4 separate regions of the Homo sapiens genome follow, and all the other regions are linked to region 2. The links are chromatin contacts, found by Hi-C or POLR2A ChIA-PET in ENCODE. All regions are on one chromosome and are shown on one strand. The core of a region is the stretch at or near the end of the contact, and the rest is flanking DNA. Distances in the headings are between cores, read along the strand shown.

Region 1 (2,700 bases), core at 20-2,519, 96 kb before region 2:
GTTTGGCCATTGGAAAGTCTGGAAATACATCTAGAAACCAAAATTCCCTATACTCCCCAGATCCCCTACTTCTGCATGTCTGTCACCCCATGCGTGCTCTGAGATGCAGGTAACAAGGACCCCTCTGGGTTGGTTTCCCACAGGCCTCTGGGATGTGCCCTCCAATGAGACCTTAACCCTGAATGTGTCTCTCATACATCTACAGTCCTAGTGAATAGAAAGGAGAAACCTTACAGATCTGACATCACTATTACTTTTGACTTTAATACCTGCAGTTTCTCCCCCTCTTTAACTTTTTTGCTGGGCCAAGAATCTCTTCTAGTCTCCTCTTGAGACACCCGTTTTCTCATCATCCCAGTATTGTACATGCCTTGTCTGGCTGCCATCCCCCCGGGACAGCAGAGGCTGTTCAGCTCCTTACGTTTGCATTGCGCTTGTCAATCCAGGCCAGTTTTCAGCAAATGCCTCTGTATAGCTCATCTGTAGAGCCCTTGGCAGCTTCCAGAATATTTTAGCCCAAGTTATTTAATCTTCATAAAAATCTTGTATGGTGCATGTTTTTATTCCAAGCCAGGCTCTTCGGGGCTTTTTGCTTTCCTGTAGAGATCAGCAGCAAAAAGAGGTGAGACAAACATTTTTCATTTTCTTTCCTATACTGATCTAAGGTGCTAAGGACCTTGTCTGCAGTTACCTCAGCAGTGATTATTCTGGCAGAGAGAAAGCAAAGACCTCGCAGAAATCAACTGAAGTCTACCTGAAACTCGAGGACTTGGCTTCGGAAGGAAAAACAACAAACTGGTACTTCTCTGGATAAAAAGATCTGGTTCTGATGTCTAACTGGTGATCCTATCTAGAATCAAGTGACAGGGAGGAAGAAGGCTCTAGAAATTAGCTGACTTAAGTACTTCCTGATGTTAAATCTTTCGCCATTTCTATGAGTCCAAAGAAGCACAATATTTGGATCTCTTCAGATTAAATCTGCTCTGTTGATTTGTTCATCAGTGAGCCTCTCAAACATCTACATTGGCAACAACCTTCTCAGGACACGGCCCGTCTGAGAAGCTCTGGTGGGTGCGGGCTGGAAGGAGGAGCTGCAGGCCTCTGCATGTGGACTGGGACCAGACAGCTCTGCCACCTCAGTGTCTGTCGGCGCTGCCAGACTCACGGAAAAGTTCCTTTCATTTCTCACATTTTATTCAGTGCCAGCTTGGGAGGCCTGTAGAGGGTTCAGGGGCCCAGCTACTGTGCTAACCAGAGCACTATAAGTGACAAATGCTGTTTTTTCCTTTTTATCTCTTTCTTTCTGCCTTCCAGGAAGATTTAAACAACAATAACAACAACAACAACACCAAATAACTCACTTTTTACTTTCAAGCACACCCTGTTCCTTCACAAGAAAAAAAGCCCACAGAGCAACTCCATAAAGTCTCTATTCAGCACTCCTTGTTGGTTTTTGGCTCAGGGTTCAGCTAACTCATTCCCAGAGCACACAGCAGCAGGGGAGGTGGGGTTCACAGCAGAGAACAGTAAAAAGATCTCCAGATTTCCTGAGGATTCCAGAATGCACTGGAAAACCACTAGTGTTTCTGGATGAGTGGCATGGAGCACAGCAGTGACTTTATTACCTATTTCACCCCCTTAAATTGGAGCTTGCCCACATCAGGGCTGGCCAGCCACTCCAACCCATTCCTGCCTATACACATCCCCCGTCTGAAAGGGCTTCCTTGGGGGAAACTGGGCATCTTCCTTTGCCATCCCTTGAACAGGCTTTTGTAGGTGGCTTTTGCATTCGTGATTCCTACCTTAGAAGGAGATACCTAAGCCATCCTTCTGGCTGCTCGGGGCAAAAACTTTGGCATCATCCTGGACTCCACTTTCTCACATCCCACTTCCAATACACTAGCTTAGCCGGTCAGCTCCACATTCAAACTTATTCAGGATGTATCAGTCAGGGTTCAACCAGAGAAACTGAACCAGTAGGAGAGTCATATTAAGAGGAATTGCCCTACATATGTTACCAGTTGGGGGTGTCCAGGTTCTTGGCATCTTGAACGAAGAATTGGACAAAACACACAAACAAACCAAGGAAAGAATGAAGCAACAAAAGCAGAGATTTATAGAAAACAAAAGTACACTCCACAGGGTGGGAGCGGCTGAGCATAGGGGCTTAAGAGCCCGGTTACAGAATTTTCTGGGGTTTAAATACCATCTAGAGGTTTCCATTGGTTACTTGGTGTACGCCCTATGTAAATGAAGAGGCTAAAGTGAGGTTACAAAGTTATGTATTTGGTGTACATTCTATGTAAATGACGAGTGTAGTTCCTGTCATAGCTGAAGTGTTTCCATTTGATTTAGTTCTAGGAAGCCCTGAGGTTCCCTGCCTCCAGGCCCGATTCTCCTGCCTCACATAATCATGGGGCTGGTTAGGCCAGTGGGAAATCCATAGGGCACACCGTCAGAAAGAGCAGGTTGGAACTCCTGGGCATGAGCGGAATTGCCATCCACAGGCAGAATTTCTTCATCAGGGAACGCTCAGCTCTTCTAGGGCCTTTCAATGGATTGGATCAGGCCCACCTTCAATCTAGGATTATCTCCCTGGCTGAAAGTCAGTTGATGAGGGACTTTAATCATGTCCGTAAAATGTCTTCACAGCAACACCCAGATTAGTGTTTGACTGAATAACTGAGGACTGTAGCTTAG
Region 2 (2,700 bases), core at 140-2,639:
GTGAAACCCTGTCTCTACTAGAAATTCAAAAATTAGCTGGGTGTGGTGGCGCATTCCTGTGATCCCAGCTACTCAGGAGGCTGAGGCAGGAGAATCGCTTGAACCCCAGAGGCAGAGGTTGCAGTGAGCTGAGATTGCGCCACTGCACTCCAGCCTGGGTGACAGAGTGAGACTCCGTCTCAAAAAAAAGAAAAGGAAGAAAACAGTAACAGTAGCCACCAAATCCACTGCAAAGAAAGGAAACAAAGGTACTGTTGATTACAAGTCCCAAATATATTTACAAGCATTTATTTAGTGTGTAAAACCACACTACCCTAAAAACTCTGTAGCAAATGCTCCTTTTGAAAGATTTTTCTGCATGAGTAAGACTTGTTGCAACTTTTGAAAATATATGGTTTAGAAAGACAACTTTCCCTAATAAATCACCTGTGGCAAACAAAGGAATTCTTCACTCTTCCAAAGACCTCCAAACCACATTGAAAATGAAGGTCATCTGTCTCACACGTATTCATTGCCGATTTGATGTGCACAGATGCCTGTGAAAGTCTTTGAATAGAAAACGCTTCTACAGTGTCGCCTTGCTCTTCCTTTTCAGAAAGAAATTCGCTGCCAAACTCCGTATTTGAGATCCTGGACCTTCCACGCTGCCCACATCAGGAGCTTTAGCCAGCAGCCTGGTCAGTGTTCTCAGGCCAATGCGATGTCATTAGGGCTTGGTCCAGTAATCCAGTGGTTTCTAGTATTAGCTTTAGTCACTTAGGGTGTACTTATTTCCAATATAGTGAAGGTCTTTAACGTGGGAGTCGAAAGCCCAAACCATTTCAAATCATGGGTGGAAAACACGCATGAAAATGGTTTATAAAGTATAAACAACTTTGTAAACAGTATAGCCAAGCAAAGATAGAATGTTATATGCATTGCCTGAAGTAATGCATAAAGGCAGAAGTTTTAGCCAGAATGAAAGATTGTGAACTGGGGGAGGGACAGGGGGCGGCAGTGTTGAGGCAGAAAAGCTGGAGAAGAAGAGTGGGAACTTCCTCCTCAACTTGCTGCCCATAGAGAAGCACGCCCCTCTTCCTGATGGCTGTGGGAACTAGGTCAACCTGGACCGCTAAGTTTGAACCCTATCGTGGCAGCTTTTCAAATCCCTTTCCTGGACTCCTACTCCAGAAGGCAAAATGGTTTCGGTTTGTCTTTATTTCCCATCTTTTCACCCAGGTCCTCAACTACATGCTAATCCCCGCCGGACCATCGTTCAGTTTTATTCACAGAAACGGTGCCTTCAAGAAATCAAAGCATAAGAGCCTTCGGAAGCAGCATGTAAGTGCAACGTAACTTTCCCGAGTTTGGTGACGATGAATCGATGAATCGTAGACTGCAGGCTGAGCCGCCTGAGCTGGGAGCAGCAGCAGTTCTCAGGGAGCCACTGCCCCCTGGTGTCTCCACACTGGCCAGGAAGCATTTTTGGTCATGATCTGTAAGAGATTATTGCTGGGCTCTTTCTGACTCGTGCCTTCATCTCATGGCTTTTAAAATCAGACCTTTCTTCCTCCTCTCCCCCACTCTGATTTTTAATAAGACCCATTTTATTATAATTAGCAAAATAGTGTATACTCCTTGAAGAAAATTTGAGTATGATTATTTAATTTCATTAATGTTTTAATGTATTTCCTCCCCCAATTTTTTTTCTTTCTACGTATAAGGAAATCTAATTTTACTTGGGGACAGAAGAAAAGCCACAAAAACTATGAAACCTAATTTTATCATAAATGTCACATAAACACGATCCCCTGCACAGTAAGAAAACCAGTTTTTGAATCTGCTAGAATACTAAGAAACAGAGTTGATGTTTCTCTCTTAAACAATATAAAACATAAAGGATAGCACTTTAGATCATAGGCCCTCATAAAATGTGCCTGTAGTTTCAATACTATGGATTAAGAATACTGGAGCGGGTTTTGGCCGGGCTCGGTGGCTCACGCCTGTAATCCCAGCACTTTGGGAGGCCAAGGCGGGCAGATCACGAGGTCAGGAGTTCGAGACCAGTCTGGCCAATATGGTGAAACTCCGTCTCTACTAAAATACAAAAAGTAGGCGGGCATGGTGGTGCGCGCCTGTAATCCCAGCTACTCAGGGGGCTGAGGCAGGAGAATCACTTGAGCCAGGAAGGCAGAGATTGCAGTGAGCCGAGATTGCGCCACTGCACTCTAGCCTGGGCAACAGAGTGAGACTCCAAAAAAAAAAAAAAAAAAAAGAAGACTGTAGTGGGCCAGTGGGCCAGGCATGGTGGCTCACACCTATAATCCTAGCACTTTGGGAGGCTGAGGCGGGCAGATCACTTGAAGTCAGGAGTTCAAGACCAGCCTGGCCAACATAGTGAAACCTTGTCTCTACTAAAAATAGAAAAATTAGCCAGAAATCGCTTGAACCTGGGAGGCAGAGGTTGCAGTGAGCCAAGATTGTGCCACTGCATTACAGCCTGGGCGACAGAATGAGACTCCGTCTCGAAAAAAAAAATACTGCAGTGAATGCAACTATAGACACTCATTAAATTAAATATTATCTCATTTTCAACACAGAAAAATAAAACTCCCTGCTTTAAAGAGAGAATGTGTCAATTATGTAATTTGGCAGTCTAAATGGTCCCGTTATTGGCAACTGCTTTCACATGTGATTGATCATATTGCTAAATATTGTGTA
Region 3 (2,700 bases), core at 189-2,688, 120 kb before region 2:
ATGGACATAACATCTAATTATCTCCCTGGACTTTAGATTTCAAGCTCTTTGAGAACAAGATCCATTTTTTCTTTTCTCTTCCTCTTGGCCTTCAACTTATCTTTTCTCAGATATAGCCCTTAATCATTATTTGCTTGATTGACATAAGACCTTCATGAACTTAAAACCAAGCTTCAGTTTGGTGGCTAAGAAGTGCCTGCCACGTTGAAGGTTTTTAACTCGCCACCACTTCTGGAGAGGTTCCTCAGTCGGCAGCTTCAGCCCAGTTAAAAAAAAATAATAATAAGCATATGAGCTTCATTTAGGTCCGTGGACTTCTAGGAGTCCAGAAAGTGAGAGTCAAGGTGTGGGTTGGGGTGTGGGGTGGAAGGGGAGGCTCAGGAAGCGAGGAATGAATACCTGAGAAAGGTCCTTGGCTTTCACCAGATTCTTGATACAAAGGGATAGACTATGGAATTAATGCCCTGCTCTATTCCTATCTGCTTTTCATGAATCTGTTGTTTAATTATAAATCCTTTACTATCTGCTCCTCCCTTCTCCTCCCTTCCCACCTCCCCAGCACCTTCGTTTTGTTCTCTGCCTGCCCTGGTTATACTTAACCTTACTTAACTAAACACACTACAGGGCCCTGTCCAGTAGCAGTGCCACTTCATGGGAACTGTTTGCATTCCTTTTCTCTTTAAGAGCTTCTTATCTGAACTATGTGATAGATTGTACCTTTTTATTCAATGATTCTTATTCCACTTTACTTAACAGTTTACCCTGAATACTTGGATGCCACTCACATATCACAAACCTATACTTTCTCTAAACCCCAGAGCCTGGGATTCCTTTTCATCTCAAAAAAAAAAAATCACTGTTTTTGTTGTTATAAATAAGTATTATGAGAACCAGAAGTAACAATAAACTGCAAATTCAAAATCAAGCCACTTCTCCATCCAGAGACAGCTCCCTCACTTCCCCTTGTCAAACACAAAACATATTTTAAAACGATATTATGTCTGATTTTAGATAAAAGTCTGGGATGTAGAATAACAATAATCTGCTTCTAAATGAGAAAATCATAGGCATCTGACAAATGCTGGTTTCAAAGTTATCTTTCCAAAATAGAAGCGAGTAAGAAAAACATCTCACCTGCTTGGCCAAAAGACCAACACCAACTCCCCTTCCTCCAAATTCCCCTCGACCCCATGCAGTTTTGTTTGTAAGGGACTGATGTCTTACACCCAGCAGCATTTCCTAGCTTCTGCTTGGGGGTAAGCTTGTCATTCCTATTCTCCCTTTCACCTCTACCGTTTTCCAACAGATGAGCAAATACGGTAACGATAGCATTTTGGTCTAGTTCCTGCACAAACTCATTCCTCTGCATAAAAGGCAGACCTTTGAAAGGTACTTACGTGGAAGAGGCAAAGGCAAGCGCAAGCCCTGGGTTTGGAAGCTGTGTTTGCTGATGCCAGCCTGCTTAAATAGCTGGGCTGGCTGACGCAGGCTGCTGATAGCACGTTTATTTACGCCTATGAGCACACACTCGAGCAAGGACCTGAAAAACCTGCAGCGTGGGCAGGAGGTAAACCACTGAAAGTATGCCGAGGTTACGTCTCTCCTGGTTATTCAGGTTTGATGTTCAGGCTGGGACTTCTGAGAGTCTCATGGAACTTTCTCGTCACTATCTTCTCGTCCCTGACCTCTCTCCTAGCCAAGCAAGCTTCTTCACCAAGATAGGATAAGAGAGATGTGGCTGAGAGAAGACGGGGAAGAGAAAAGGGACCCTGAGTCTTCTCATCCACTTCCTTACTTTGAGCGAGTTTCCAGTTAGATGTTGCCTCATTTCAAAGCGTAGATCTGGTGCGGTTGATTTCACAGCTCTGAGAGCTGGATGCCAAGCTAAGAGCCTGGACAATTGCCCAATTAATGAAAGGTTGTTTTCTTTTGGGCACAGAATGTACACATAAAGAACAGTTAAAAGGGAGAGATTCGGGCTAGGATGATACAGTTTTAGGTCTCCCTCAAAAACGATTCTCATTTATTTCCCCTGCATCTGTACTTTCCTCTTACCATCCCCTCCCCTTCGTTAATGAAATTCCTGTCTAAGAGGTGAAAGATTCCCCATGGGCTTGCGAATAAAAAGCCAGTGTGTGAGCAAGTCTGTGGGAAGATGCATGCAGAGTGTGACAGAGAGTTTAGGGGCTCGTGTGACAATCCGTGGAAATGTTTCTAAAGGCGAGGGTATGTGTGTGGGTGTGAGGACCCGGCTGTTGGATGTTTACGTATTTTATTAGCTAGATACGGGAGCTAATACTCAATTGCAGTGCACTAAACATTATTAGGTGGGTATGATTTTGAGGGAATGAGGGAAGGGAGACAAGGTCTGGTGAGATCATCTGTGGGATTATCTGTGTGTATTTGCTGGTTTGTAGCACAAACCGGTAAGTGCCATCCAGAGAGCCACACCCTATATTATTCACTTCAGCAGAGAAAGAGAAAGCCCACTTGAGTCTCTTGGGAACAGTAGCCATATGTGAAAGAAGAGCAGCGCTCATTCAGAATACCTCTTTCCCTCTTGGAAAAGGGGGTGACGGTTATAAAACATGTGTGGGAAAGAGTAGAGACAGGGGGCCCAGGTTAACCCAACCTTGGTTACCAGAGGAATTCTTTTGTTTCCTGCCTAATTCAATGCCTAACTTCTGACCATTCTATGGC
Region 4 (2,700 bases), core at 76-2,575, 68 kb before region 2:
CCTTGGTTGAACCAAGACAGAAAAATCTCATAACCTTAGATGTCCCTGTACTAATAATAGCTAATGCTTCTATAGCGCCAATTACATGCCAGGCTTTGCATGAGCTTTCTATGAACTTTACAAATAGTAACTCATTTAATCCTCATAACAATTTTCCGAAGTAGAGGCTCTCATTAACTTATTTTACAGACAAAGCAACTGAGCCACAGAGAAGCAAGTACTATATCTTGCCAAAGGTAACACAGCTATTGAGTGGTGGAAGTAGGATTTGGGAGCTGGGAGTTTGGTTCCAGAATTCCTGATGTGAACCATTATGCTATTCAATAACCCACATATAAGCTGGAATACAATACTGTCCAGTCTGGCACACTGTGACATTAAAATAAAACATTAAAAACATAGGCCAGGCAGGGTGGCTCAAGCCTGTAATCTCAGCACTTTGGGAGGCCGAGGTGGGCGGATCATGAGGTCAAGAGATCGAGACCATCCTGGCTAACACGGTGAAACCCCGTCTCTATTAAAAGTACAAAAAATTAGCCGGGCGTGGTGGCAGGCGCCTGTAGTCCTATCTGCTCGGGAGGCTGAGGCAGGAGAATGGCGTGAACCCAGGAGGCGGAGCTTGCAGTGAGCTGAGATCGCGCCACTGCACTCCAGCCTGGGCGACAGAGTGAGACTCCGTCTCAAAAAAACAAAAACAAACAAACAAAAAAAAACATAGCTAAGCAACCAAAACAAAATTCCAACATTTAATTGGCATTAAAAAAGATTTAACCTATAACCTACAGCAGCACATTTTGGTTCTCAGAGCCCTTCATTTGGTAGCTTTCCTCTACGAATGTTCCCTGAAACCCAGCCCAGATTATTTTTTATTTTCTTTTTTCCATACTTCTCTCTTAGCTCCTTATGATATAAATTGACTTTGTCTTCTGGCTTCATTCTTTAGTATCCTGTTCATGTAGCCCCTTTTTATACACAAAAGGGTGATCCTAGAATTGACCCAAGCCACCAGGAATTTTACCCCTTGTCCTCCTAACTCTCAAGTCTGCCTTCTCTATGTCTATTTCTGTATCATAAGAAAAACAGAGAACCAGCAAAGACAGAATTCTCTTTGGAGAGTAGGGAAGAGGGAGAAGCTGAGCAAATTAGGAGAACTTCTCTTTAGCTGCTGGGGATGGAGGAGAGAAAAGACGGTCGAATGGGAACACATAGCTAATTATCCTTGTCTTTGTCACATTCCCAGAGATGCATGACTGAGGTGCTATGTCCTTATCATTGCAGACAGGGGGCCAGGCAGAGTGGGGCTGACCCAACAGCACAGAGGGCCTTGGGCGTGGCAGGGAAGCTTACTTCTGCAATCCAGCTCAGCCTGGTGTTTCCTCTGAAGCAGCGAACGGGGGGGGGGAAAGCTCATGGAGGGCCGGGGAGGGTGGCAGATGCCTCCAGCTCTCCAAGCCCTGCTGCCAGCCTCAGACCCAGGATCCACGCTTTGCTTCCAAGCCCGGAGTCTGTTCACAGAAAGGCTGTGAGAGCCACTCCAGGAAAGATTAGAGCCACACTTCACTTTCTCTCAAGGTAAAACAAGGGAACAGACTTTTAAATCCTGGATGTGATGGCCACCTCAGCAAAGCATCTCCATAGGCCCTCTATCCATTCCTGCTGCCCACAGTCATTCATAATTTCTGCCCAGACTCACTTCAACTGTCCATGAAGTCACCCCCAACTTTCCACCTCTCTCCAGTCTCGGTCCAGGTCACATGCCACTGTCAGTCTAATCTTCCCAAATACCAGTCTGATCACACCATTTCCCCACTCAAAATTCCTCAGTTACTCCCCTTTCCCTGTAAGTTCCTTGCCTAGACCTCAAAAGCCTCGAAGCTCCCTTTCTACACATGTTTTTCTTTTCTTCTTCTTCTTTTTTTTTTTTTGAGACAGTCTCCGTCACCCAGGCTGGAGTGCAATGGCCTGATCTCGGCTCACTGTGACCTCTGCCTCCTAGGTTCAAGCAATTCTCCTGCCTCCGCCTTCTGAGGAGCTGGTACTACAGGCATATGCAGGCATATGCCACCACATCTGGCTAATTTTTGTGTTTTCAGTAGAGACAGGGTTTCATCATGTTGGCCAGGCTGGTCTTGGACTCCTGACCTCAAGTGATCTGCCCGCTTCAGCCTCCCAAAGTGCTGGGATTACAGGGGTCAGCCATCACGCCCAGCCTAGACATGTTTTTACATGTTTCCTGTGATCCATCTAAAATCGATGATGTCGATTGCCACGCATGCTACATTCTTCTGCTTCCATGATCCTGTCATTCCTCCTGCGCCTGAAACCTTCCGATTCCCTTGGCTCCCCTCTCCCTCACCTACCAAATTCAAAGACCATCTAAAAAGCTGCCTCCCCTGAGAAAGATCTGCAGATAATTACAGCTGAGTGTGAATTCTCCCCCTTTCATTTTCCGTATCATTCATTGATCCTCTTGGTCTGGCATTTTTCTTATACTACCATATATCCATATATCCCCCCCAATTATTGGAAAATATGTTGAGAGAAAAGGTGTTTTCTTGCTCAACTCTGAACTTCCTGCAGTGCCCGGCAAAGAGCCTTAATCATGTGCATGCTTAACATTTAATAAATAGTAATTGATTTGAAAAAGTCTGCGGGACTGATATATGTCCTGTTCTAATTTATCATTTCACGTCTCTTCCT

The links. Hi-C counts contacts between places; a loop is a spot of excess contacts on that map. ChIA-PET counts read pairs that join two places held with the same protein, here RNA polymerase II (POLR2A). Pooled maps may share reads with other maps.
Region 1: a map of Caco-2 shows a loop between it and region 2 (12-fold over the local background). The contact joins the promoter of CHAER1 here to the enhancer-like site in region 2. A Hi-C loop is called at or near these places in 2 of 168 maps with a recorded cell type or tissue (Caco-2 and left colon) and 5 of 50 pooled maps. POLR2A ChIA-PET finds 5 or more read pairs at or near these places in 1 of 52 experiments (Panc1).
Region 3: a loop to region 2 is called in a map of dorsolateral prefrontal cortex, with 2.0 times the contacts of the local background. The contact joins the promoter of HOPX here to the enhancer-like site in region 2. A Hi-C loop is called at or near these places in 8 of 168 maps with a recorded cell type or tissue (CD8-positive, alpha-beta T cell, GM12878, PC-3 and 5 more), 9 of 37 single-sample maps with no recorded cell type and 16 of 50 pooled maps. POLR2A ChIA-PET finds 5 or more read pairs at or near these places in 5 of 52 experiments (A549, HEK293, OCI-LY7 and 2 more).
Region 4: a loop to region 2 is called in a map of sigmoid colon, with 7 times the contacts of the local background. The contact joins two enhancer-like sites. A Hi-C loop is called at or near these places in 4 of 168 maps with a recorded cell type or tissue (Caco-2, endothelial cell of hepatic sinusoid, naive thymus-derived CD4-positive, alpha-beta T cell and 1 more) and 13 of 50 pooled maps. POLR2A ChIA-PET finds 5 or more read pairs at or near these places in 2 of 52 experiments (MCF 10A and activated CD4-positive, alpha-beta T cell).

Annotation. Positions count from the first base shown.
Region 1 is chr4:56,703,150-56,705,849 of GRCh38, forward strand. CHAER1 (cardiac hypertrophy associated epigenetic regulator 1) reads right to left here and starts at 1,270. Exons shown (of 5, transcript XR_001741702.3): 1 at 1,035-1,270; 2 at 422-597.
Region 2 is chr4:56,798,907-56,801,606 of GRCh38, forward strand. LOC105377668 (a long non-coding RNA gene) reads left to right here. Exons shown (of 3, transcript XR_941082.2): 2 at 596-677; 3 at 1,219-2,011. Among named protein-coding and RNA genes, the nearest start is that of SPINK2, 21 kb to the right of the region's middle. Within about 2 kb of position 1,390, at least 32 of the 41 ENCODE cell types and tissues checked have a DNase peak (open chromatin) inside an H3K27ac peak, as active enhancers do; they include CD8-positive, alpha-beta T cell, Panc1 and dorsolateral prefrontal cortex, where a contact is called at or near this core.
Region 3 is chr4:56,679,858-56,682,557 of GRCh38, forward strand. It overlaps HOPX (HOP homeobox), which reads right to left and starts at 1,439. Exons shown (of 4, transcript NM_032495.6): 1 at 1,398-1,439. RefSeq lists a silencer at 1,437-1,486.
Region 4 is chr4:56,730,731-56,733,430 of GRCh38, forward strand. No RefSeq gene overlaps it. Among named protein-coding and RNA genes, the nearest start is that of CHAER1, 28 kb to the left of the region's middle. Within about 2 kb of position 1,326, at least 2 of the 41 ENCODE cell types and tissues checked have a DNase peak (open chromatin) inside an H3K27ac peak, as active enhancers do.